Linked DNA regions of Mus musculus: region 2 is linked to region 1. The links are chromatin loops, found by intact Hi-C in ENCODE. Cell type or tissue: left cerebral cortex. All regions are shown on one strand. Links, peaks and the distances in the headings refer to the core of each region. The heading gives the core; the rest is flanking DNA. Region 1 overlaps Fam53b (family with sequence similarity 53, member B). Region 2 overlaps Fam53b (family with sequence similarity 53, member B).

What was found. A loop is a pair of places that touch in the nucleus more often than their neighbours do. Peaks named below come from ENCODE experiments on the same cell type or tissue, not always from the same donor. Only the 100,000 strongest peaks of a DNase experiment are listed, where the experiment ranks them.
Region 2: a loop joins it to region 1, with 3 times the contacts of the local background. A loop is called at or near these places in 6 of 42 quality-filtered maps.

What each region holds. Positions count from the first base shown.
Region 1 is chr7:132,713,919-132,726,016 of GRCm38, forward strand. It overlaps Fam53b (family with sequence similarity 53, member B), which reads right to left. Exons shown (of 5, transcript NM_001381858.1): 5 at 1-2,084. The coding sequence ends at 1,725. Among named protein-coding and RNA genes, the nearest start is that of Fam53b, 94 kb to the right of the region's middle. In left cerebral cortex, for the core only: a CTCF peak has its summit at 2,659 (motif pointing right); DNase peaks (open chromatin) are centred at 6,865, 7,424, 7,615 and 10,234; H3K27ac peaks cover 4,443 bases.
Region 2 is chr7:132,784,419-132,796,516 of GRCm38, forward strand. The region is part of intron 1 of Fam53b (family with sequence similarity 53, member B); the gene reads right to left. Among named protein-coding and RNA genes, the nearest start is that of Fam53b, 23 kb to the right of the region's middle. In left cerebral cortex, for the core only: no CTCF peak of the experiment used is centred there; DNase peaks (open chromatin) are centred at 1,827, 2,237, 4,636, 5,279 and 2 more places; H3K27ac peaks cover 7,831 bases.

The DNA of each region.
Region 1 (12,098 bases), core at 2,500-10,499:
GTGTGCATCCCACGCCCTCTCAACTACCTTCCTCTGTGATCCACCAGGCAGGGCTTGTAGGTCATGCCTCCACCAGCTTTCTACTTTGCTTTCTCAGTGCCCCCAAGGCCAGCTGGGCCCCGACCACCACCACAGGGACCCACCAGGCTACCCAACCTGGGGTTATAGGAGCGGGGCTTCCTGTACTTTGGGTCTGGTTTTAGAGAAACATTGCCTTATACATCAGAACTTGAGCCTCGGTTCTTCTGGTGTATGGACAAATTAAAGTTGAAACAAAAGGTTCCCATCAAGGTCTTTCTTTAGGAGAAAGGTAACAGCCATTTGGGCTCAGCCAGCAGACAGTGAAATCTCAGAGGGTAGGCACAGCAGAGCAACTACAAATGTGCCTAGATCACATGTCCGCAAACCCAAGAGAATGCACCAGTTATTTTTAGCCTTATGGGAAAACAAGCCACTTGTGTAAGCCAGCCCACTTGCTATTGTCTGCAGAAGATGCCAAGTTTGCTAAAAGCCAGAGTCCCAGCGTGCAGAGCCCTGTAGCATGTCTGCAGGGAGGACTGAGGGGAGCTGCCGGAACGGATGCCCTCTGGGAATTATGCTGGGAGTGAGGAGCTGCAAGGGGGAGTGTGATTCAAGCCATGCTGTGGCTGGGCCTGCAGAGGAGAGCCTGGGGCTAGGCTCACATCAGTGGACTGGGGGTGGGGGGTGTCTTGAAGCCAACGGTGGTATGCTTTCATTAAAGCCAGCAGTGTCTGTGAACAAGCAACAATGTGCTAGGAATGTGGTGGAGGCTTGCAGGCCCCCAACATAGACTGCTACAGAGAGGAGCCTGCAGAGTGGCTAGCCTGCAAAGCAGCCAGCAGACATCCCTCTACCCAGGAATGTACACAGGGCCGAGACTTCTGCACCTGTTTGTAGATCCTGAGGACACTATGAAGAGGTCATCTTGCCACTGACATCTCTATACACAGCTGAATTCACTGAGCTCAGCTCTCAGGGACTGGGGACAGAAGGAAGGCTACCAATGTCAGCCTTGCCAAGGCAGCCCCTGAGGTGGCAGAGGTGTGGGTGATTCTTGGTGACATGGGAGAGCTGGTGGGCCCACCTTTCAGTCAACACAACCACCAAATGCCTACCCAATATGGATGGCTTCTGGTCATTCCTAACTATCCCCTGATCCCGAAAAATGGGACATGGATTATCCCAGAATCCCTGCCAGTGCCCCAAATGGATTAAGGCCACACGGTCTGCTGTCACTACAAGAGGTGTCTCCCGAACCTTCCCAAGCCTGGGCCAGGGAGACCTGGGAGAGAAGGCACGGAGTAAACTAAGTAAAGGAGGCTTTGGGTAACTCCCCAGAAGGAACCTGAGCAAGGCTATAAGGGGGCTCAGGCCCCCGGCATCCTACCTGAAGGGTGCAGCTGGCCCAGCCCTACTGGAAAATGGTGGCTACCCAGCACTCCGTAAGGAACAAAGAGGAGGATACCAAACCGAAAACCTGTTTTGGGCTACAGTAGTTCCATGGAACTGGTGGGAGGCCAGCTGTCGCCTGTGAGGTGTGGCCAAGTTGCCTTCACAAATTTGGGCACTACAGGGTGATGGCTGGTTCCTTTGAAAATGGGTGGGCTCCATTTTTTGGAGGAGCCTCTGTCAGACCCAGGAGCCAGGTCCCCCTTAGAGTGACCTAAGGCCTAGAGGAGTGCCTCCTCCCCAGGTCAGGGCCCTCAGTTGTTCTCTATCTGCTCAATGTCCAGCTCGCCATCCAAAGAGCAGAGGCTGTTCGTGCAGGCTCCCCGGTCCCGCCAGGATGTGGCCGGATCCCCCTTCCTGCAGCAATCCTCATCTAGACTGCAGCCATCTGACTCGTCACAGGATAGGTCCTCCTGGCAGGTGAACTGGTCATCAAAGGAGTGGGGAACAGGCTCAGGAACTGGGGTCCCAGCAGGAGTCCTGCCCCCTGGGCTGGAGGCTGAGAGCAATGCGGTCCAGGATCGGGTACTGCTGACGAGGGCAAAGGGGCTCTGGGAGCTGTGGTCGTCCACCCCCATGTTCAGGCAACTGAGGCTGCTGAAGGTCTGACAGTTCTGTGGAGGAAGAGATACAGTGGTCAGTGAAGAGGCCAGACTCGCTTTGGAACCTCAGACCACACATCCTACATAACCACACAAAGCCTAGCTGGTAGTTAATCTGCCAGGCTGTAGTAAGATCACCAAGTCTGAGGATGGTTCATGAAGAAGTGCCTCTGGCCACTGAACACAACCTGTGGCCAGTCACTACATAAAAGGCAAAAATGTGATGAGGCCCAGCTTGTGGGCAGCTGCGGTGAGGTGGGCAAACCTCAGACTTAATAGGTGGCCTGGTAACAAGATGTCTGATCTAAGGCTATTTCATCCCAGGTGTCCCTTGTCCAGCCAGGACCCACTCCCTCTTCAGTGCGCACATCCTTACCTAACGTGATGTGTGCAGTCAGCCCTCAGCTGAGAACTATACCTGCTATGATGCAGATGCTCAGCAGAGGCTGCTAATACTGTGCCCTTCGCTCTTTATGTGCCGATACAATGTTTTCCCTGAGTGGTTTTTTTTAAAGATTAATTAATTAATTTATTTAATGTATGAGTACACTGGCTGTCTTCCAACACACCAGAAGAGGGCATCAGATCCCATTACAGGTGGTTGTAAGACACCATGTGGTTGCGGGGAATTGAACTCAGGACCTCTGGAAGAGTAGTTAGTGCTCTTAACCACTGAATTTTCTCTCTAGCCTCTTCCTGAATGTTTTTTTTTTAAAGATTTATTTATTATTATATGTAAGTACACTGTAGCTGTCTTCAGACACACCAGAAGAGGGAGTCAGATCTTGTTACGGATGGTTGTGAGCCACCATGTGGTTGCTGGGATTTGAACTCTGGACCTTCGGAAGAGCAGTTGGGTGCTCTTACCCACTGAGCCATCTCACCAGCCCCTGAATGTTTTTTTAATCTGAGGTTTTGACTGAGTCTGAGAAGACAGTTTAAGGTCTGTGGGAAGAACAGATACAAGACTTTTTTCTTGGTGGTACTGGAGGCTGGACATCCAGAGCCTTCCATGTGCTAACTTTATCCTCTACCTGAACTACATCCCCAGCCCCACATGAATACCCATGGCCACACTGTATTAAATAAAACTAGTGAATGACCCAGATTCCACATGTCCTTTCAGACAAGAGACACAGACTAGGGTGGCCGTGAGCTCACTGACACAATATCATGTTTCTTACGAGAAGGGGGCCAAGTTAGATGGAATCAGCACCAGGCTATGCTGTGGCCATAACCCCTACCCTACCCACTTCCTCTGTCCAGAAAGAGGTGGGATGGGGCGGGGCGGGGCGGGGCAGGGAGGGGGCATTTGAAATCTTTATCTGACGTCTTAATTGAGTACTATCAGAACCATTCAGGGATCTGGTCTTGAGTTCTGGGTTCCTCCTGGAGCTGAAGAAGCTGGTATCTAGAGGACGGTACTTTTGACCCACACTGATCTGCAGCAGGAGGAGCAGGCTCGACTGCCTCTAGCCCTCAGCCGCTGGGGGCCTCAGTGGCCTCATCGGAAAGAGGTGTTATAGTAACAGCCGCAGGAAGTGTGGCTGCACAAGAGCTTCTCCCTGGTGAGGCACCAGGGATAGCTGAAGGAACCATCGAAGACAATACTGTCTTAAGCCACTGACCGGAGTGTCAGGTGGTGCCACCAAACCAGAGATTCAACAACACAGTTCGAATGTGGGTCTCCTAAGCAGACGTGGACAGGGGCTGTTGCAGCAAGGGGCACTCGTGGCCCGCCTGACTTCCCTCAAAGGCCCTGTAGCAACCGGGGAAAGAGGCTTTGGCTTTTCCCCAGTGCACAGGAACTTAATAGCACCTGCTGCCTCTCACCTGCCAATGAAAGGCACAGACCTGTCCCAAGGGCCCCAATCCTTTCAAAGGCCAAAGTGTTTGTGTCGCTTTGAAATAAAGATGTCTGCTGGCTGCCACTGCAAACAGGCTATTAAAACAGGCTCAACAGACAGAAGATGAAAGGTGCTCTCTCTAGGGGAAGGTGGCTGTGCCTGTCACAGGCACACACACTGTTCCTGACACTCCACAAAAGACACCCTCCTGATTGGTTCACTTTTCTTGGGCTCTTTCAATTAACAAAGAAAGGAGAGGCCAACAAGTTGGTTCAATGGACAAAGACAAGGCACTATGCCTGACGACCTGAGTTCAATCCCTAGAGAACTGACCCCCCCCCCCAAAAGTTGTTCTCAGACTTCCACAAGCTCACAACAGCAAACACACCCATCCACAATTTGCCTAATAAATAAATATCAAGAAATAAATAAAAGAGAAAAAAAAAACAGGCTGAGGTGCTGAGGGGCTCAGCTCTGGGTTTCAGGCCAGAAGACCCCCAGCCAGCTGTAAACCTGCTGATGCTGGGATTTGCTGTCTAGTGTAAACCCATAGTCACAGGATGCATTCCTTCATTGCCACAGCAGTATCTGGGCACACCTCAGAGGTCCCTTCTGCCTTCCAGGCTACTGGCCTGAGCTGAGTGAGACATCATGGCACAAGAAAGATGGATCAATAATGGCAATGCTTTCCTGGGACAAGCTGAGTGGGTAGAGGAGGCCTAGGGGTGAGGCCAAGACTAGTCAAGGACTCAGGAGCTCACAGAGCCCAACCCCCTCTCCTGCATCCCTGGCTAAGTAAGTACTGCATCTTTTTGCCTGAACAGGTGTGTAATTGTAAACAGCAATGCTTACACCTGCGAGCCTCAAGTCCTCGCTGACTGCTCTGGCTGGGTAATGGCAGCAGTGCCTGAGGATCACCACACCTACCCACTGTGCCAGATGTCAGATGCCAGAACAGGGCCTCACTGTTCTTGGTAAAGTGAGCAAGGGCAGGGCCTGGGGATAGAGCCCAAAAGAAATACCCCACCCTAGTGCTCTAGGGCTGTGCTCTCCTTATCTTGCTGGAATCATCCTGTCTCATCTTGATCTTGCCCAGCAGATGATCTAAGGTATAGCTAATAGGTCCCAATTCTGTGACCAATGTAACAGCATATGTGGCCAGACTGTGTGTTCCAAATTCATATGTCAGTGCCTAAAGAATCAAGAAGTGGGGTCACTGGTGGGTGCTGGGGTCACAGGGTTAGAGCCCCTGGTGAGTTGAGAGTTAACGCTGTAAGGATGAGAGACCACATCTCCCCCTTTGTCATGTTAAGAATCACAAGAAGAGGGTGCCATCTGTGAAGAAGCAATCCCTAGCAGGCATGGCCCCTTTAGTGCAGGGACGATGACCTTCCTGGCCTCTAGAACCAGAGGCCACTCTGTTGTCCCTAAGTTACTGGCTGTAGGGGTCTCCTGTTACAGTGAAAACACTAGCAGTTATGTTAAGCATGTGACATAGCCCATGGTAGAGTACCAGGGACCCATTTGCTGGACCTAAAAACTACCAAGGTCACTTGGCCATTTCAGAAGTAGGGTCGGCCTCATATGGCATCATGGCTTCAGGCAAGCTATCTCAACCCCTGAACGTTGGTCTGTCTGTTAAATATGGGTGGCCAAGAGCATCTTGGGGTCATGCCTCCCCCAACAGTCTACAATAACAGATTTTTCTTTCTTCATAGCAGGGTGGGAAGCTATGAGGCCTGAGTGATGCATTTTGTTCCAGGCAAACCACAGACTACCACAGAAAACCCCCAGTAGTCCTCAGAGTCATTTATCTGTCCTCTGCCTGCAAAGCCAGTGTCATTTGGAAAACTTTGATGACTCAGAATTCAGTCATTTAGCCAAAGTGAAAAATGAGAACCACCACATAATCCAGTGGCAAGACCCACCCGCAGGGGACACTGTGCCTGCGGCCACAGTGGGGCAGTGAGCCTGCTGTCCAGAATCTCAGCCCATTGGTGGGTAAGACACTCGGGCAGTCACACATGGAGTTCACCCATGCTCAGGCCCACCACATCTTCAGCACTGCTTGCCTCCCCTCTCCTAGCAGCTCCTGCTGTTCCCATGCGTGAGGAGGCCTGTGTACCCTCAAAGGTCTGGGAGAAGGCAGAGTGGTAAGATTCAAAGGGCCACATGAACATATCATTCCAAGTTGAAATTGCTACTCTAGGGCTTACTTTGCCTCACCTAATAACTTTTGTTCTTGAGGCCCACCAAGAAGGCCTGCAGGCTCAGTGGAAACTGTCCTTACGGCCCTGAGCTAAAGACCAGAGACACTGAGCCCACTCTTAGAGTCCACAAGAGGAATTATAGAACAAAGCTGTTCCCAGGGCACTTTTCTATAAAGCCAAGCCGACTCTAGCTCTAGCCAGTCACAGCAGAGGCTCTAGCTCAGCCTCAGCCCCAGCCTTCTTGGGCTTGCTGGAAAACACTGATATATCTTCCTTCCCCCAGCCACAGGGCCTTTCTGTACACAGACTTACTGCAACATCTTACTTCTGGGTAGGAGGCTCTGGGCTGAGCAGAGATAAAGGTGGCTTGCTCCCGGGGTCCTTGCTTTCCTGGCATAAGCTGAAGCCCAATCCCCCGAGGGAAACACATCAAACCAACATACCCTCGGCCCTGCTGCCTGGACTGGGTGACTGCCCTGCAGGGCCCTGTGCTGGGATCAGCCTGTTCTCTGCCGCAGGTGCTGTGGGCCAGCACGTCAAGCATGGTGATGGGGTCCCAGAAAGGTCTTCTGAGGTACTCAACCGTCTGTTTCCTCAGCAGTGACACGGAAGGCCTGAGCAGAGCAGGTGACAGCAAAGCTCCCCCGCGCCCCCTAGGGAATACTGCCTGGGTGCCAAGGGCCCCAAGCTTATAAGCCCTGTCCCTCATACTTAGACGTGGGCATCTGGGGACGCAGACAGACCAGCTGGTGTGTGTGGGCTGGGGGTGTATGCCTAGGAACAGATGGCCCAGCATCCTTCTCACCCTGTTGGAGGCCTCAGAGGAGGAGTACAGGCCACCCAGATTCTACAGCCACAGGGTCTGGGCTTCTCTGTTGCCCTCACCTGGGAAGTGCACTGCTCAGATCTTCGTCCAGCTATTTCAATGGGTTACTTTAAGGAATGCAAAGGCAACGAGGCAGACTGGGGGTGGGGGTGTCTGCTGATGTCTTACCTAGTTCCCTTGGCCCACAAAAGCACCTGCTTGCTTGGCTGCTACCTGCTTACAGCTGTCCTTTTTAGAATAGCTGGGGGCCAAGAAGCGTGGAGGACAGCTTTCTCATAGAGGCAATCCCAGCTCAAGATGGACTGTCAGAGGTGGAAGAAGTATTATCCTGCAACCAGGGGAATGCCATCTCAAGTGCTAGCCATGCTACCTGAGCCAGAGGCAGAGGCCCAGCTCCTGTGTTGCTTCTCTACACGGTCTTTCCCCGTCCTGTGAGGCTTCCCTGCCCTCTACCTGGTTTCTTCAAAAGCCTCCCTCCACCAACCACCTGCTTAATCCCCAACTCAAGCTTTGTTTCTTGGAACTGAAACATGGTACTCAAGATGGGACACATGTGACCACCAGGTCTGTCACGTATTTGCTTCCCAGTGCCTCTGTTCCTCAGGCCCTGAGCCGATGCTGCTGCTGGGCCCTGCCTGTCTAGAGTCCAGTGGTCGCACTAGCTGCCTTGAGTCTTCCAGGAAGTCCTGGCTGCCGGAGACACCAGCCTCTGAGCAGCCAGTGTGTCCTATACACAGATGCTACATGAGGACGTCTGAGAGTAACAGGCTGCGTTCACCGGGCGCAAGCTTGCTTTCCCTTGGACAAAAAGTACCCAGTCCCTCCCATCCCACCCCTGCCGCCACCACTCTTCAAGACTGCCATGCTTGCCTCGATTTTTAATGCCACCCCCTCCATTTTTTAATGAACAAATAAGAACAATGTTAAGGGGCTGGGAGACAGCCCTGTCACTAAAATGCTTGCCACGTAAGCACAAGGGCCTGAGCTGGATCTTCACAGTCCCTGTGCTTTTGACTTTGTTTTGTTTTTAAGAGCCAGGTGTGGTGCTGCGTGCTTGTAATCCCAGAGCTAGGGACCAAGGAGACACAGATCCTTGGGGCCTGCTGGCTAGCAAGCATGACCTAAGGTCCAAACCAGAGAGAGGCCCTGACTTAAAAAAAAAAAAAAACCAGGGTGGGGGTCTGGGGGGCTGGGGAGACGGCTCAGCGGCACTGCTGCTCTTGCAGGATGCTGGGTGTAATCCCAAGCACCCACATGTCAGTTCGTAAAACCACCTGTAATTCCAGCTCTAGGGGGGTCTGATGCCCCTTTTCAGGCCCCCACAGGCTGCTGCACACATGGGGTGCATACAAATTCATGAAAGCATGCATAAATACCCATGAGAAGAGAATGAATTGAATAAATGAATAAATGGGACGGGAACTGAGAAACACCACCCAAGGCTAACTCTGGCTTCCACATGTATACACACACACACACACACACACACACACACACACCTGAATATGATCACACATGTGTACCTGTACATGCACAAACACATAAATAAAGATTTAAAAAAGGAGACATTTTAGTCCCCATATTCTAGCTCTTAGGGCCACCTCACGTCTTCCTTAAGATGCCACCATCACAAAGCCAGTCTGTGCGGCCAGGTGGGTAGCCTGGCTCCAGCTGGCCTTGCATGAGGCTGGGCCCTTGGATCTGCCTGAGTGGAGCCATTTCCTACCCAGCACACACTTGGACAACAGAACTGTGCAAGCGGCCGGGCGGTGGTGGCGCACGCCTTTAATCCCAGCACTTGGGAGGCAGAAACAGGTGGATTTCTGAGTTTGAGGCCAGCCTGGTCTACAAAGTGAGTTCCAGGACAGCCAGGGCTATACAGAGAAACCCTGTCTCGAAAAAACAAAAAAAAAACAAAACAAACAAAGAACTGTGCAAGCATCTCAAAACAATAGGCCACGAGACAAGTGTTCTATGTCTCCTTTGTGCTGGGGCTGACAAAGCATGTAGTTTCCTAGATTTTGTTTTGATTTGTTTATTTATTTATTTTGAGACAGAATCTCACTGTGTAACTCTGGCTAGCCTAAAACTCACATAGATCCACCTGCTCTGCTGCCTGAGTGCTGGGGTTAGAGGCCACCAGACTTGGCTTTTGACACATACTCTTTTAAGCAGGGTCAGCAGCACCACACCCAACCCACTTCTGTGTAGTGCTCACCTCTGGGCCTTTTAAAGCCTGGATGGCCTCCTGACCCTCAGGAATGTAGGAAATGTTGGCTGGAAAACTGGGTGGGAGCCAGGATGCCAGGACTGAGGACAGAAGGGACTCTGAGAGCACCGCTGACTTGTCACCAAAGACTCCGGACTCTTCCCAGATCACAGGCTCTAGAAGCCAACAGACTAATGGGGGTGGTAAATACCTGCTGTGTGGAAGCCAGCCCTGTAACTGGGAAGGTTCCTGCCTTCCTTTGTGGGCCACTGCGTCCCAATGTCCCTTCAAATGCCCTGCAAGCACCTGCTTCATGCTGGGAGATTGTGGCTACCCCACTAGGACCTATACCAATGAGCAACAGACTACAGGGCCTATCTCAGCTCAGGCACTCATTTGTCCTTTCTTACTAACAGGGGACCAGGGACCAGGAGACATGATGTACTTCAAAACTCTGGGAGTTGCCTCTAGGCCAGAAAGCCACAGGGATGTTATATGGCTGCTAAATCCTGCCATTCTCAGAGCCACCACAGGAAAAGCACCACAAAGCTTTGAGAAGCCCCCTTCAGGAAAAACCTTCCTACCCACAGTCACTCTGGACCTTGGCTTTCTCTGTTCTGGTTCTCCCTTGCTGTACCTCTGGGGACCACCTTCCTGTTATATTCTACATGTTGTGCTCTAGTCTTGGGTAATGCTGGAGGCTCCAGGACCAGATGGTAGAATGGACTTGAAGAAGATGACCTAATATAGAGCTTGTCATTTTTGGAACAGGCATAGCCCCCTAAGAACCTAGGAACATGAAAAACAGACCAAGGGCCAGCGGCCTTAGCCAGAGATAGCAGGACCAGACCCCTGAGGAGTAAAAGAAAGGCCCAACAGAGTCCCTGATATCACCCATCAAATAGAGCGCTGTCAGGGCGGGGCTGTTTTGTAACAGGAAACGCCCAAGCTAACCACGTGACTCAGAGTTCTTAAGGATTGGCTAGAGCGATGCTCACTGGCTCAAACCTTCCAGACAGGCCAGAGCCTGGCCCTACTCCAGTCAACTCATTGCTCCCAACATGTGCTCTGGACCGTGCAGTCATGTGAACGCCCTCTCCTGCCAACTGTTCTGGCTACCCAAGCTCCTACCTCCCTTCTTTCACTGGCATGCTCGATCCCTAGTATACTCAACCTTGCACGCCTCGTTTTGGAGCAGGCCTCACGTTCCTATTTTTACTCTGTTCCCTGCCAACCATACAAAGAACCCTGGTCATGCCCACAACCATACAGGGAATCCTGGTCATGCCCCACAACCATACAGGGAACCCTGGTCATGCCCACAACCATACAGGGAACCCTGATCATGCCCCACAACCATACAGGGAATCCTGATCATGCCCCACAACCATACAGGGAACCCTGGTCAAGCCCCACCACCTAGTTCACGGACTGCCTCACAGTGTTACTGAAGGGCCCCGACCTAGAGTGGGTAAGAAAAGATCTTGGAGGTCTAGAACCCTGCAGATTTTCTGAATGGCCGTTAGCCAGTGTCTCCTCTCTGCTGCCACCCAACAGGACACATGAAGGTTTCTGTTCCTGCTCTAGGCCCCAGGATGGCAGGTGGCATGCCTGAACACAGAGGGTGTGGAAGCCAACTTCAAGGGCCTCCCTAAGCCCTCACAATTAGAAAACAAACATTTTGTTTCTTCAGTGAACATTCCACTCAGTGCAAACTCAGGAAGGAGTTTGTGAAACCACTTCACTCAGTTTGCTGTGAAGAGGATTCTTTGCTTAACAGAAGTTAAGGGATCTTTCCAAAGCACACAGGGATCTGGCTAGGGGCCCAAGCCAATGCCGTCTTAGCCCACAGCCTTCAGGGCAGTCCTGGCCAGCAGAGTCCTGGAGCAGCCTCCACAGCAGCTCTGGGGCACACAGGTGGGTCCTGGCCCTCAGAGAGGGTGACGGGCCCTGGCTGTCTGCAGCTGCTTAGAAGCTGTGTATTCTAAGAGATTGCAACTGGACCCAGGAGGCAGGACTGTTGCACACCAGGGTCTTCTCAGCTCTATCTCTAGAGCTGATTGCTGCCATTCTAGATATTGTGAGCCATGGAATGTAACTCAGGGAATAGGAATCCATACTGGAAAAGTGAGTGAGTCTCAGCCAGTGGCAACCATCTTACCCTACAGATGGGCCAATCAAGGCTGAAGGAGGAAGAGACTTGTCCCAATTTTCACACCTAATGGATGTGCAATCAGATCTCACAACTTCTGGAACAGGCCTAGGAGTGAATGTGAGTGTCTGAGTGTGAGTGTGTGTGAGTGTGTGAGAGAGGAGGGAGGGAGGGAGGGAAGAAGAAGAAGGGAAGGAGAGATAGAGGGAGAGGAGAAAGAGGGGGGGGAGAGAGAGAAAGAGGGAGAGGAGGAGGAGGAGGAGGAGGAGGGGAGAGAGAGAGAGAGAAAGAGAGAGAGAGAGAAGGCAGGCACTAAAGGATGTGTGCTGTGTGGTTCTGTGTACAGAGAATGTCAAGGATAAATAAGTCTGCAGGCAGAACACAGATCAGTATTTGGCAAATCTGGGGAATAATAACCAGTAGGCACACCTCTGCTTTAAGAAGCAACAAAGTGTGGGGCTGGAGAGATGACTCAGTGGTTAAGAGCATTGACTGCTCTTCCGAAGGTCCTGAGTTCAAATCCCAGCAACCACATGGTGGCTCACAACCATCCATAATGAGATCTGATGACCTCTTCTGGGGTGTCTGAAGACAGCTACAGTTTATCTACATATAACAATAAATAAATCTTTTTTAAAAAAAGAAAGAAAGAAGGAAAGAAAGAAAGCAAGCAAGCAAGCAAGCAAGCAACAGTGTTTTAAAATCCATGTGGTAATGGAGCTCTGTGAATAAGCTGCAAACCACCCATTGTACATGGCAAATGTATGAGTAGCGTGGTATAT
Region 2 (12,098 bases), core at 1,389-9,388, 69 kb after region 1:
CAGGATCCAGGAACACATTTATGAACACCTGGGGAGTGCCTGTCTCCGTGATCACACAGTCTATAGAATCTGTTATCAGATTCTACAACAAGTCAGAAGAGTGAGCATCGCTGAGGCAGCTGGGTCCTGCAGGCCTGCTCCTGGTTTGGCTGCCCAGAGAAGGGAGTTGCACCCACCAGCGGGGTACCCTTGCATGAAAAGCTGCTTAGGGACTTCATCCAGAGTGCTACCTTCCAGACCAAGAAAGCTACTGCAATTTCCGCCTGAGGGAGGCCCTGAGACTGTGCATCCCCACCACTGTACACACTTCAACTTAGCCCAGGCTCCGCAGTACTCATGGAAGATTGATTAGGAAGCCTCTCTAGTCAGAATTTAGCATTAAGAATATGCTCAGTACCAATGCTGATTTAAGAAAACCCCACAGTGGAATCTGTATTCACGAAAAGCTACCTGCGTGTATCTGTGGGGTGTGTGTGTGTGTGTGTGTGTGTGTGTGTATCTGTGGTGTGTGTGTGTGTGTGTGTGGTATGTGCACAATTATTTTTTGAGACAGGGTCTCTCACTAAACCTGAAGCTTACCTATTTGACAAGCCTCAACTTAGATCTACTAAACACAAAGCTTCAATTTATAGCTGCTTGAACTCCAAAGGCTGTCATATCTACTAGACTCTGTGGAAATGGCCCAGTCAGTAAAGTGCTTGCCTTGCAAACATGAAGAATTGAGTTAAATTTCTAGGACTTACTTGAAAAAGAAAGAATCAAAGAAAGGAAGAAAAGAAAAGAAAAGCCCTAAACTTTGCACATAATCCCAGCACTAGGGAAGCAGAGGCAAGAGGATCCCCTCAGGCACACTGGCTAGCCTAGCCTGCTTGGCAAGTTCTGGCTAATTAGAGGGACCCTGTCTTAGAATACACATGCATGAATGCATGCACGCACGCACACAGGCATGCGCACAACCACATACACACCTATACCTACCTGTGTGCACATGCACACATGTTTACATGCACAAACACACACACGCACTGCTTTAACTCGGAAATGGTGCATATTCCTCTCGAAGGCAGCTCTTCTTAAGCAATCTAGGGCAAGCACCAGCCCTCTGGAATATAGGTTAGCACAGCAGTACAGGCCACACTACAGGCAGCAGGAATGAACAGATGAGGGCTGTCTTGAAGGTGAAAAAAGGATACAAAGCCATCACTTTTCATCTTTATCTGTGCAGCTCGGCTAAGCGCATACAGAAGCCCCTCCCAGGCATGGAGGGAGCTACAGTACTCCAGCCAGATCTGCGTTCATCCACCTTCCCACTGTCCCCTGGGCCTGTGTCTTCCATTGCATGCCTACCACAGCACACTCTACCCTTCTCTCAAAGTTCACGTGTAATGTGTGCAACTTAGGTGTGGCCTCCTCAAACTCAGTCCTGGGCCACACAGCAGGAGCCTCACCAATGTCTATCTGCTAATCAAGGATGAGGATCAACCTCAGAAAGCTGGAAAGTCTCACAGCTGTACTTACAAGATCAGTCCAAGGTGAACTATGTAGCTGGCCCTGGACAGCTTGTACTATGTTGCTAATACACAAGGCAATGCATAAAAACTGTGTTCTAGTGATCTCAGGTGTAAGGTTAGGAAATAATGTCCTATTTGGTGGGAGTACGGAATTACCACTAGATCCACCAAAACCCTTAGCACATGTCAGAGAGCAGACACTTACGAAGTCCTCGCTAACTGGCTAAAAATAGAAAATCCTGTCACTGTGCTCACTGCTGACGCTGGGCGCTCAAGGGATGAGGGGAATTTCCTTCCTGCAAGTGCAAAGCACCCTGACATCTGTAAACGAAGAAGGACCAAACCCTATGCCTGCTTCAGAACGAGACATGTCATAAAAGCTGTTCTCTTCAGTCATAGGATGAATACATGCTTCCTGGGCCAGAATTCCAGGTAATCAAAGTCCATTGGAGTTTCATATTTGAGGAAGGCCTGGAAGTTACAGTGCACAGCTAAAAAGGGGCCTGGCCTTTGCTTCCCCCTCCCCCCTCTTAATAGAGGGGAGGAAACAAAACACAATAGTAAATTACGTTTTCTAGGGCATTCCAATCACTGGCTCACTGTCACAGGGATTTTCTGTTCTTCTTATGCAAACATTTCGAGAGGGAAGGGAATGACATTATTCCAAGACACAGATGTCCTGTGATGGAGAGCAGAACAGATCTGCACATGGGTACAAGAGAGCCCATGCTGTGTCTTGATACTGAGGCCAGCAGCACTCGTGGCCTGTCAAGCACTTGTTTATCAATGAGAAACAACAAAGAGATGGATGGGCTCCTATGTGCACTACTCCAGTTCTCACCACTTGCCACGTGAGAGAACTTACTGCAGCCTGGAGTGTGTGAAGCCATCTCAAAAGGAAGGAAATGGGCCCAGGCCACCGGGGAACTAGTACTTACTGACAGCATGGAGCTACACAGCACCTTCTCCTCCAGGATGAAGAGCAGCATGGGCTGAACAACAGGACTGTGACAGGGCAGGGCCCTAGGGATAAGCTACCGCAATGGTAAGCCACTTAGCCTAAGACAATCATGACCTACCTGCCCATCAGGCAGACCTATTTCTACTACACCAAATTTAATCAATCCATGATTTACAAAAGAGGGGAGGGGAGGGGCTAAAAAAAAATTAAAGACAAAACTAAAAATGGAGGCATTCAGAAAAGTGGCTATGTGGGCTGTAAGGGTGGGGTGGGGCTTAGGAAGTGTGGACTCTGGCCCTAGCAATGCCGCTCACTGACCAGCACCGCCTTATCTGCCCAGTCACTCCCCTTTAAGCCTAGTCACCCTCACCTGACAAATGGGTCAACTAGCTCTCTCAGAAATCCAAGTATAGGAACATAGCCGCTACATGGCTCTATGCCTCTCTGAGCCACGGTTTCCTGACCTGTTACATGCACATGGGAATCCCACACTGGTCCCAGAACAATCACTATACTGGGATGTGTTCAGTTCCACTGTGTACTCCAAGCTGGCTGGACCTAAGCTTCTAAGGATTCTCCCATCTCACCTTGGGAGCCCTGGGGTTGATGATGCACACTATGGCACTGGCTTTAAGTAGTTTTAGAGATGTAAACTCAGCTCCTCACATGGGCAAGTACTTTCCCCACTCAGCCATCTCCTCAGTTCAGGAAATGCTTATGAGGTGTAGGGCCCTTCTGTAGAAATGTTCTTTCCTTCTCATAGGCCAACCTACCTCAGCCCAGGGTACACCGCAGCTTTCCTAACAGTATGGCTTCAGTGATCAGCCAAACAAGGAAAAGCATGACTTCCCCTGTGCTTGTCAGACCCAAGGCTGAGGCACTGAGCAGCCTCTTAACCACTGTCACTTACAGCACTTTATCACAGAGGCAGTGAGGTGAATGGAGCCGACCTTCTCATCCAAGCCAGGATCACACTTATTTTGTGTGTGATACGCTGGAGGTAATACTGGGAACAGACCTCTGAGCTCTGTAGGAACCACAATGGACTTCCCACACATAAAGCACATCCTGACCTCAGTGCACACTTCAAGACTTCCCCTTCCTGATCAGGTGGTGTCAGACCCAATCTATTTTGCAGAGTTGGTACAGAAATTAATCAGAGTGACCAATCACACTTGAGCTTTCTGTCTTTTCTCCTCTATCCTACATCACTGCAACTTCAAGTTCAAGAACACCATCAGCTGCCAAAACAACATCTGAGAGGCTCGGAGCTGCTCAGCAGGTGTGTCTATGACAGACAAGAACCACTAAAGTACCAGCCTTCTTGGGTCACACTGCCAGAACCATCTATCTGGTCCTCAGGATGGGGGGGGGGGTTCCAAAGGGCAGGATCAGCTCCCGAAAGCCCACTCCAGCATTGGCTGCAGCATCACAGCAGGAGGACCCTCCATGTACAAGGGCAACCAGCTGTTAGCAGATAGACCAAAATATCACCGGACTCTAGCATTTTTAGATAGAGAAGAGACTCCCACTAAAGGCTTCACTAAGTCTTAAGTCTAAGCTCGATCCAGGTGTTTAGTCTACTGAACAGGCCATGGAATTAACAGGAGAAATTTGGAGGAGAGGCTGCTCTCTGGGATTTCCTTCCTATGTTTGACAGGGTGTGGAGTCAGAAGAAAGGGCAAGTGTCTCACTTGCAAATTCTTCTCCACTTCCTTCTCCAGCAAGTCACCTGTAAAGGATGAGTGTATAGACCTGGGGGTGGAATCTGGGGAAACAGCCTAGCCAACCAATCACCCAGGCTAGAAGCAAGGCATCTTGGGAAGCTATCTAGCCTCTTTCAAGCCTCAAACCAATCTCTGCACATCTCTAGAGATTCAAAGGACCCTGAAAGAGTTAACCCAGTTCCCAAAGATGAATACACCATCTTCCTCATCAAAAATAACCTATGCCCCAGAAGAAACAGAAATTTGTTCTATTTGTCCAAAATATATCCGACAGTGCTTGACAAACAGCCAAGGCCGCAGGCTGCTGCAGTACTTATCACGCCGTTGCCGTCATCCCTCAGCGGCACCATCGGAACCAGGTTTCGGTGCAGATGTCCTTGCTCTCAGGAAGCCCACTCACTGCGTCAGCAGCAAGGCTCACTGCAGGCTCTGAACACTCCACCTCCACGTACCTCCCAAACCAAGTAAGTAGCTCAGACATGTAGCCATATGGAAGAGGACAGCTCCACAAACCACCAACACTGCCGGCCTGAATCACGAGCCAGGCTAGGGAGGTGTTTCACGCTCTCAGACTTAAAAATAACAACAGGGGTTGGAGAGATGGCTCAATGGTTAGGAGCATTTACCACTCTTGCAGAAGACCCAAGTTTGGTTCCTAGGACCCACATAGTGGCTCATAATCTTTAACTCCAGGCCCAAGGAATCTGATAACCTTGCTCAGGTCTCCAAGGGCTCCTGCATACCCACAGTGAATAAAAACTCAAGTAGGCTCACAATGTCTGTATACAGGTAATAAATCATTTAAATAATGATATCACAGTTAACCACGAATGAGATGAGAACAGATGAAATTTAATAGTTAAGGACAGATGAGAACCTGGCACTTGGGCACAAAATCCATGCTTAGTCAATGGTACATGGAGGTCATGGGAAGTCTATCTGATCAGCAAGTACATCAGTTGATTCAACCAGCTTACTGAGCGAGTATTTTGGGTGTGCTGGGATTGTGGTAAGGTAGAAGACGCAGCCATCCAGAGCCACATTCTCTGCTCCAGGAAGTGGGAATCGGTGATGATTGATGGGTGAGTAAATGAAATCACTGAGAGGCAAAGCTCACACCTGCGGGGTGGAGGACTTGCTCCAGCGGTAAATGCCTACCATAAGAGCAAGCAGACCTGAGACGAGCCCTTAGAACACAGAAAGCTGTGGGGGTAACAGGTCTGCAATCTCATCTCTGGTGAAGCAGGAACAACAGATCCCTAGGGCTCACTGGCCAGCCAGTCCAGCCTAAATGGCAAGCTCCAGGTCCCAGAGGAAGAAGCTTTCTCAAAATCAAGGTGGGGGCTGGAGTTTGATTCCCAAAATCTGGTTATAGCATCTGCACACAGTGGTGTGCACTTGTAATCTCAGTCTCGGAGAGGCAGAATCAGGTGGATTCTCGGGACTCACTGCCCACCTTAGTCATATCAGTGAGCTCCAGGACTCAAGGAGGGATCTCGTCTCAAAAAATAAGGTGGATGACTGCTGAGTAACACCACCCAAGGTTGACCTCTGGCCACACACACACATATACACACCACACCACACACACATACCACACATCACACACATATATACATACATACACACACACACCACACATACCAACACATACCACACACCAAATACCACACACATATACACACACCCCACACACACACCACATATACACATACACACGTGCACACACCACACACACATATACATACACACATACCACACACACTACACACACATACACACATGCGCACACACACACACACACACAAGTAAAATAATTTTAAAAAGAGAAAGTCCATGCTTAATAACAAATAGTGTAACAAACCTGGACTCTGTGAGGTCCAAAACCTTGCACCACAGTGCTATAAAGATTACAAAGCCTTCCCGGATGGCTCCCTCCCACGCCCTTACATGTCCTCTGCCTGAGCAGGTCCTTGTACACTTGACTTATTAACAAACTGGCAAACAAGCACTACAGCTGTGATGTTCATGTGGCACAAACCTATCAAGTGCCCAGAAGGAGCATCTGCCTACTTGAGGTCCCGCCGAGCAGGGCTGGTAGAGCCAGGCTGCTTCAGCCTGACTGGCCTGGTCATGCCTGCAACTGGGTGTGGCCCAAGGGTCAGAGTCAGTACAGAAGTCTTTGAGCAATACTGACCACACCCCCTGGAGAAGCCTCATTCTCTGAGAGCCCACAGAGGGGCTTGGGCCCCTCTGCAGAGAAATCACAAAGGCAGCTAAGTAACAAAACTGCTTCCTCTAAAACTCAGTGGAACCCAACTGCCGCGGAGAGGAGCAGGTCCACCGTGAGATGCATAGGAACAACTCGCCAGTGTCCTAGTCCCACACTACTGCTACTCTTCCCCATGTCCCGGTGAATCACAGGAGCCTTGAGCGCTTATCCATCCATCCTTCAAGACAAAGTACACAGGCCATGTGGCGCTGCTAGGCTGGGAAGTACCCCGACCATCTAACAGAGGGAGCAGCGTGAATAAGCGCAGGGCTATGAGAGTATGGCTGTCTCAACAGAACACCTTCCAGACAGTGCCAAGTCAAAAGGAGGGAAATGGAAGAAAGGGTATAGCAGCTCTCACTGGGGAGAAACTGGATACTGTACTAATGGACAGGAGTCTCAAAGGATATAAAAGAACTAAACTAACATCAGCTGTCCACGGGGAGGACAAATGGGGATCCTGCGGCAGGACACTCACCAAGGAATGCCCTTCTGTGTATTGATCTATGCAAAACTACAGAACATTTTTAGAAGCTAATAGAAATAAACTATAAGGGCCATGGAGATGGTTTAGTCAGTAAAGTGCTTGGCATGCAAGCATGAGGACCTGAATTTAGAACCCTAATAACTGTAAAAATTAAGGTACTGCAGTATGTGCTAGGTATACTTTAGCGCGGGGTCAGGGAAGGGGTATAGAAAAAAACGGAGCCTGGGTCTCACTGGCCAGTCAGTCTGTGAACTCTAGGTTCAATGAGAGACTGTCTAAAAACAACCCAAAAAGCATTAAGGTGATTAGAGGTAGTCTATGCCTACTCCTAGACTCCATACACATGCACACATGCACACCCATGCCCACACATATAAAAAGAACACAGAAGCTTACCAGCTTACAGAGTGGCCTGCACATGCATGGGCTAGTTCTGCCAGGTTAACAAGAAGATGGGCGTGGCTGGGGGTCCAGACTGCTTTTCAGAGCTGAGCTGGTGCCATACACACACACTGCTGTCACTTACAACACAGGAAGCTCCTACAGCCCCTAAATACTCTTTACTGTTTCATGCCTTGAGACCTCTACTCACTGTCTGGCTGGGACTTGTTCACCCCCCTCTCTGACTCCAAACTAACCTCCTTCAAGCTTCCTCCTCCAACTCTAGGAAGCCCCCTCTACCCTGAGACAGGCCCTCAGGCTCTGTATCACTCTGGGCTTCAAACAAAGTTACCTGAGAGCTTCTAGAGGGCACAAACCTACCTTAGGTCAGTCCCAACCACAGTAGCTGGCAGGCAGGGCTACTTGGAAGATGTCTGCTGAGAAGGAACGAGGCCAGGTGTGGTGAGGCCTGCCTGCGAATCTGAGCTCTTGGGAAGCGACAGCAGGAGGAACACTGGGAGCTGGAGGGACCCCTGGGCTAGGTACTGGGCACAACCTGATTTGGTTTTGTGTTTTTAGAAATGGTGAACACCATACTCGCCACACCATGTCAAGTCTCAGCTTTGCTGCTAAAGAGTGCTGAGCCATCTCTTGCTTGTGGAGGTTTCCATGTTATCAAGTAGTGTTATTGACACTAACTCAAAACCTTAAACCTCCCCAGCATACAGAGCTTGAAGCCCAGGCACCACAGCAGAAGAGCAGATCAGAATGCCTACTGACTAGCTAAACAACACCCCCCCCACACACACACACACAGACACACACATCCCCCACAGAACTTTCTACAACTCAACTGTCTTGGGCTCACACCTAGTCATAGGCAATCCTAGAGCACAGAGACCTGCTCCAAAGCCGTTTCCTGTATGTTCAGCTTTTAGAAAATGCCAACTAAAGCCAGAGCAGAGGTAAGGCAGTGTGTATAGGCTAGCCTTTGGGCCAGAGAGAGTGCTTTGTAGGAGCTCCACTCTAATGAGTACAGAGGGCTAAGGGGCAGAGCTATCCCACCGAGTCAAGCACTCAGGTGCTACTGCATTCTAGATGACTCCAACTGCACAGGCAGATCCTGCACACACCTTTCCTATGTCTCCTCCTTCATTATTTCATCCTGGCATCAGAGTCCTGTCTCAACTCCAACCTTTACTGGACTGACTGTGCGGGGGACCTAATGGTCACACAGGACAACTACAGGCTTAATAGATGCCACGGGATGAGTGTCCGGCACAGAGGAACGAGCCAATAATCCCTAGGAGAGAGGTAAAGGGCTGGGATTTCCTGGAGAAGGTCAGGTGTGAGTGTTGGGATCTATAGATGGATAGGAGTTCAACAGTCAGTGTTGGGCTCAGAGTACTCTAAGAGGAAGCCACCAAGTAACATGTCTGACACTCCACCCAGCAAGCTGCAGGGAAGCGGAGAGTTGAGGGCTCTCTCTTAGCTCTAGGCCAGCAAGGCATTCCTCATGAGGCCCAGAGAGGTGTCAGCTTCACAGTGTGGCCAGGGTTCCACCCACTCTCATTACTTTGTTCTGCCCTAATTTGCAGTCTGCCCACCAGACCCCAGCAGGCTTCTTCTGTAGACTTCCAGGAGCTAAGCTTCAAGGCTGTGGTGTACTCAACTCAACAAAGTCAGGTGACCCAGAGGCTCCTGAGAGTGTCTCCAAAACTCCTCCTTCCATACCATAGCCACATAAGGACTCAAAAGCTGCTAAACAGCTACTCCCATCTTCCAGCCCAGCAATCCCGTGCTGACCCACATGTCTCACCCGCTACACCACAGACAATAGGACAACTGTGCTCTCCCCTGGGGAAGAGAATGGCCACACAGAGCCCCATATGAGAACATCACGATGTCTCAAACACCACAGTCATAAATGTGTGCTCAAGCCACGAGCTCCCCACGTGTTCTTATAGCTATGAAAGCACAAGGGCCAATGTGACACAGCTGCTGGGAGCGGGAAGTGGAGGGCAGGGCCTTGGGACTGCAAAGGGGAGTTGTTCCAACTGCAACTAACCTAGTATCTTCCAGCTCTTAAGGAGCAGGACAGCAAAGAAGGAAGGAAGAAGGGAGGAAGGGAGGGAGGGAGGGAGGGAGAAAAGAAGAAAGGGACTCCTTTATAAAGCAAAACTGAATGAGCTGGCTCGGTGAGTAAAAGCACTCCCTACACAAGAATGGTGACCGGAGTTCAATTGCTAGAACCCACATAAGGAGGAAGAACCAACCCTGTAAAGTTGTTCTCAAACTTCCACAAGCAGGCTGTGGGATGTGTGTGCCACCCCCCACACACATTATTTTTTTTTAACTGACAAGAAGGTAAAGTGACTCCCTGCTGCCTACCAGCTAGTCCATCCTTTTCAGTGTACACAGGGTAGCCACGGTTTCAGCCTTAATCCATTTGGCTTTTAGCTGTCAATCTCAGCAAGCACTAAGTCTCCACAGCCACCTTCAGCAGCACTGGAATGTCTCAGCAGCGCTGCATGGTCTCAGCACACACCTTCTTGGTTCTAGATCTCCACTCTTCAGCCACTATAGGGGTCCTTCCCTTCCAGAAGCTCAGGTGAAAGAATCCCACCCCTACACAGGGTCCCTGAGTTCAGGCCACTTGGGACAATAAAGTTCCAACACAGACTGACAGCTGTTGTGAGGAATCTTGAGCATTTCAGAGAGCAAAGTCAATGCTTGATGGTTCTGTCAGTCATTCAACCACAGTCTTTCTTGGAGAGAATAGGTAAAATAAGCCGCTCTGAGAAACCAAGGCTTCAAACTCGAAGACACTACAGTCATCTCCTTTGGCATCCAAGGTCCGGATAAAGAAAGTGAGGGGATAGGGATGGGCAGAGGGTGATGCACGTACGAGAGAACTACCTCACAAGGTGGGTGAAAACCCGTAGGTTAGCCTACACGCTTGGGCTAAACGCATACTTTGACGGCTGCTTCAACAGCAGCAATAGCAGCATCACCTCAAAGCTCATTACAAACAAGACCTTGGGGAGGACCAAGATGTATCAGAAACACTCGGAGGTGGCCAACGGTCACCATTTAAGTAGATTCAGTCCCAGAACCCAAGCAACAGAGATGGCCATTTGCAAAGGAGAAAACCAGGACCCATAAAGGTTGCATCTCTTGTAAAAAGTCAAGAGCCCAAGAGGGGCAGGGATCCCACAGCCCACCCAGCACTTCCTCTGGACCAGGACCCGAAGGAAAACTGTTCCCAGCTGTCTCCACAACGCACTCAGGGACCTCTGGCATTGTGAGGTCTTTGAGCCCTGACTCCAGAGACTTGGCCTAACACACCAAGGGATGGGGCCAACCCTGAAATTTAGGATTGTGGAAGGTGGGCACAGATGAGAACAACAAATTTCTGCCGAGAACCCGGGGAGACAAGAGGGCTCTCAGGCAATGTGACATATGCCACACATCTCTTAATTCAGCTGCAAACCGAGGATGACACTGAGAGGCCCAAATGAGACAAAAAAGAAATTTGCAGAGGGTCTGTGGCCAGAGGAGGAAATAACAGAGCTGGGTGACATAAAACTAGCTGCTATCAGATTTGTGGGAGAACGCAGAGAGAAAAACACCATTCTTTTTTTTAAACCTTGTACATGTGTGTATTTTCTTACATCTATGTCTGTGCGTTAAGTGCACACAGAGGCCAAGGGGGGTGGCAATGGGCATCAGATGGCCCAGCTACTCTAGAAGAGGACTCTTAACTACTGAGCCATCTCTCATCCCAAAGAGCCTTCCCCGCCCCTCCCTTTTTTTTTTTTTTTTTTTTTTTTGGTTTTGCAAGACACCAAAGTTTTTTTTTCTGTGTAGCCCTGGCTGTCCTAGAACTCCATCTGTGAATCAGGCTGGCCTTGAACTCAGACCTGCCTGCCTCTGCCTGCTCGGTGCTGGGATTAAATGTGTGTGCCACCAACTCGAGGACTGCTTCATTCTTAATTGCCACCTGCACTCTTTCTTTCCATGAGTTTCACTGAACCTCTGCCGAAAAACGCAAACTAGAAGAATCTGCAAGGCGCATTCAGTTTGTCCTCGGCAGCTCTTCTTTACCACCAGCAGAAATTATCTACTTTATACACGGCAGCGAGACAGTCTGTCAAGAGACGTTAAAGACAGCATCCTTATTTTAGAAGGAGTCGTGCAGTGTCTGAAAACTGTGAAGGCACTTCTCAGACTGAGAAGATTAAATGGGATAAAGCACCTTGAGGGACTTTATGAGGGGAAGGGACAAAAGAATCCGTGGGCTGGTCTCATGAAGTGACCCAGGGACACCACAGAGCTGATGGGTCCTAGGTTAAGACTGGCCCTTGGGATGTAGACATGCATGGACTTCCACTAACAGTTATTGTGGGAGCATACAATCTCCAAGCTCCTGCTCACTTGGGAGTTTCCTTACAGGTAGAGCAGTTAGGACTGTGTTGCCAAAGACCTTGAACAACGAAAAGAACAATATGCAGGGTGTTTCTACCCACCGCCATTTACCACTGCTAACCCCGCAGCAAATAACCTGGTAAGAGAAGCTTTGAATCTGTCTTCTGAATGTCTTGACCACTCCAGAAAACTCAAATGCTTTCTGGGGCTGCACAGGGAAGAGATGAGGAGATAGCTGCACGGGGAAGGAATAACACCGTTGTTCAGATGATATGCCTATCAACCGCCAAGTGCTTCAGGTACACATAAATGCTGTGCAGCTTTGAGGGAA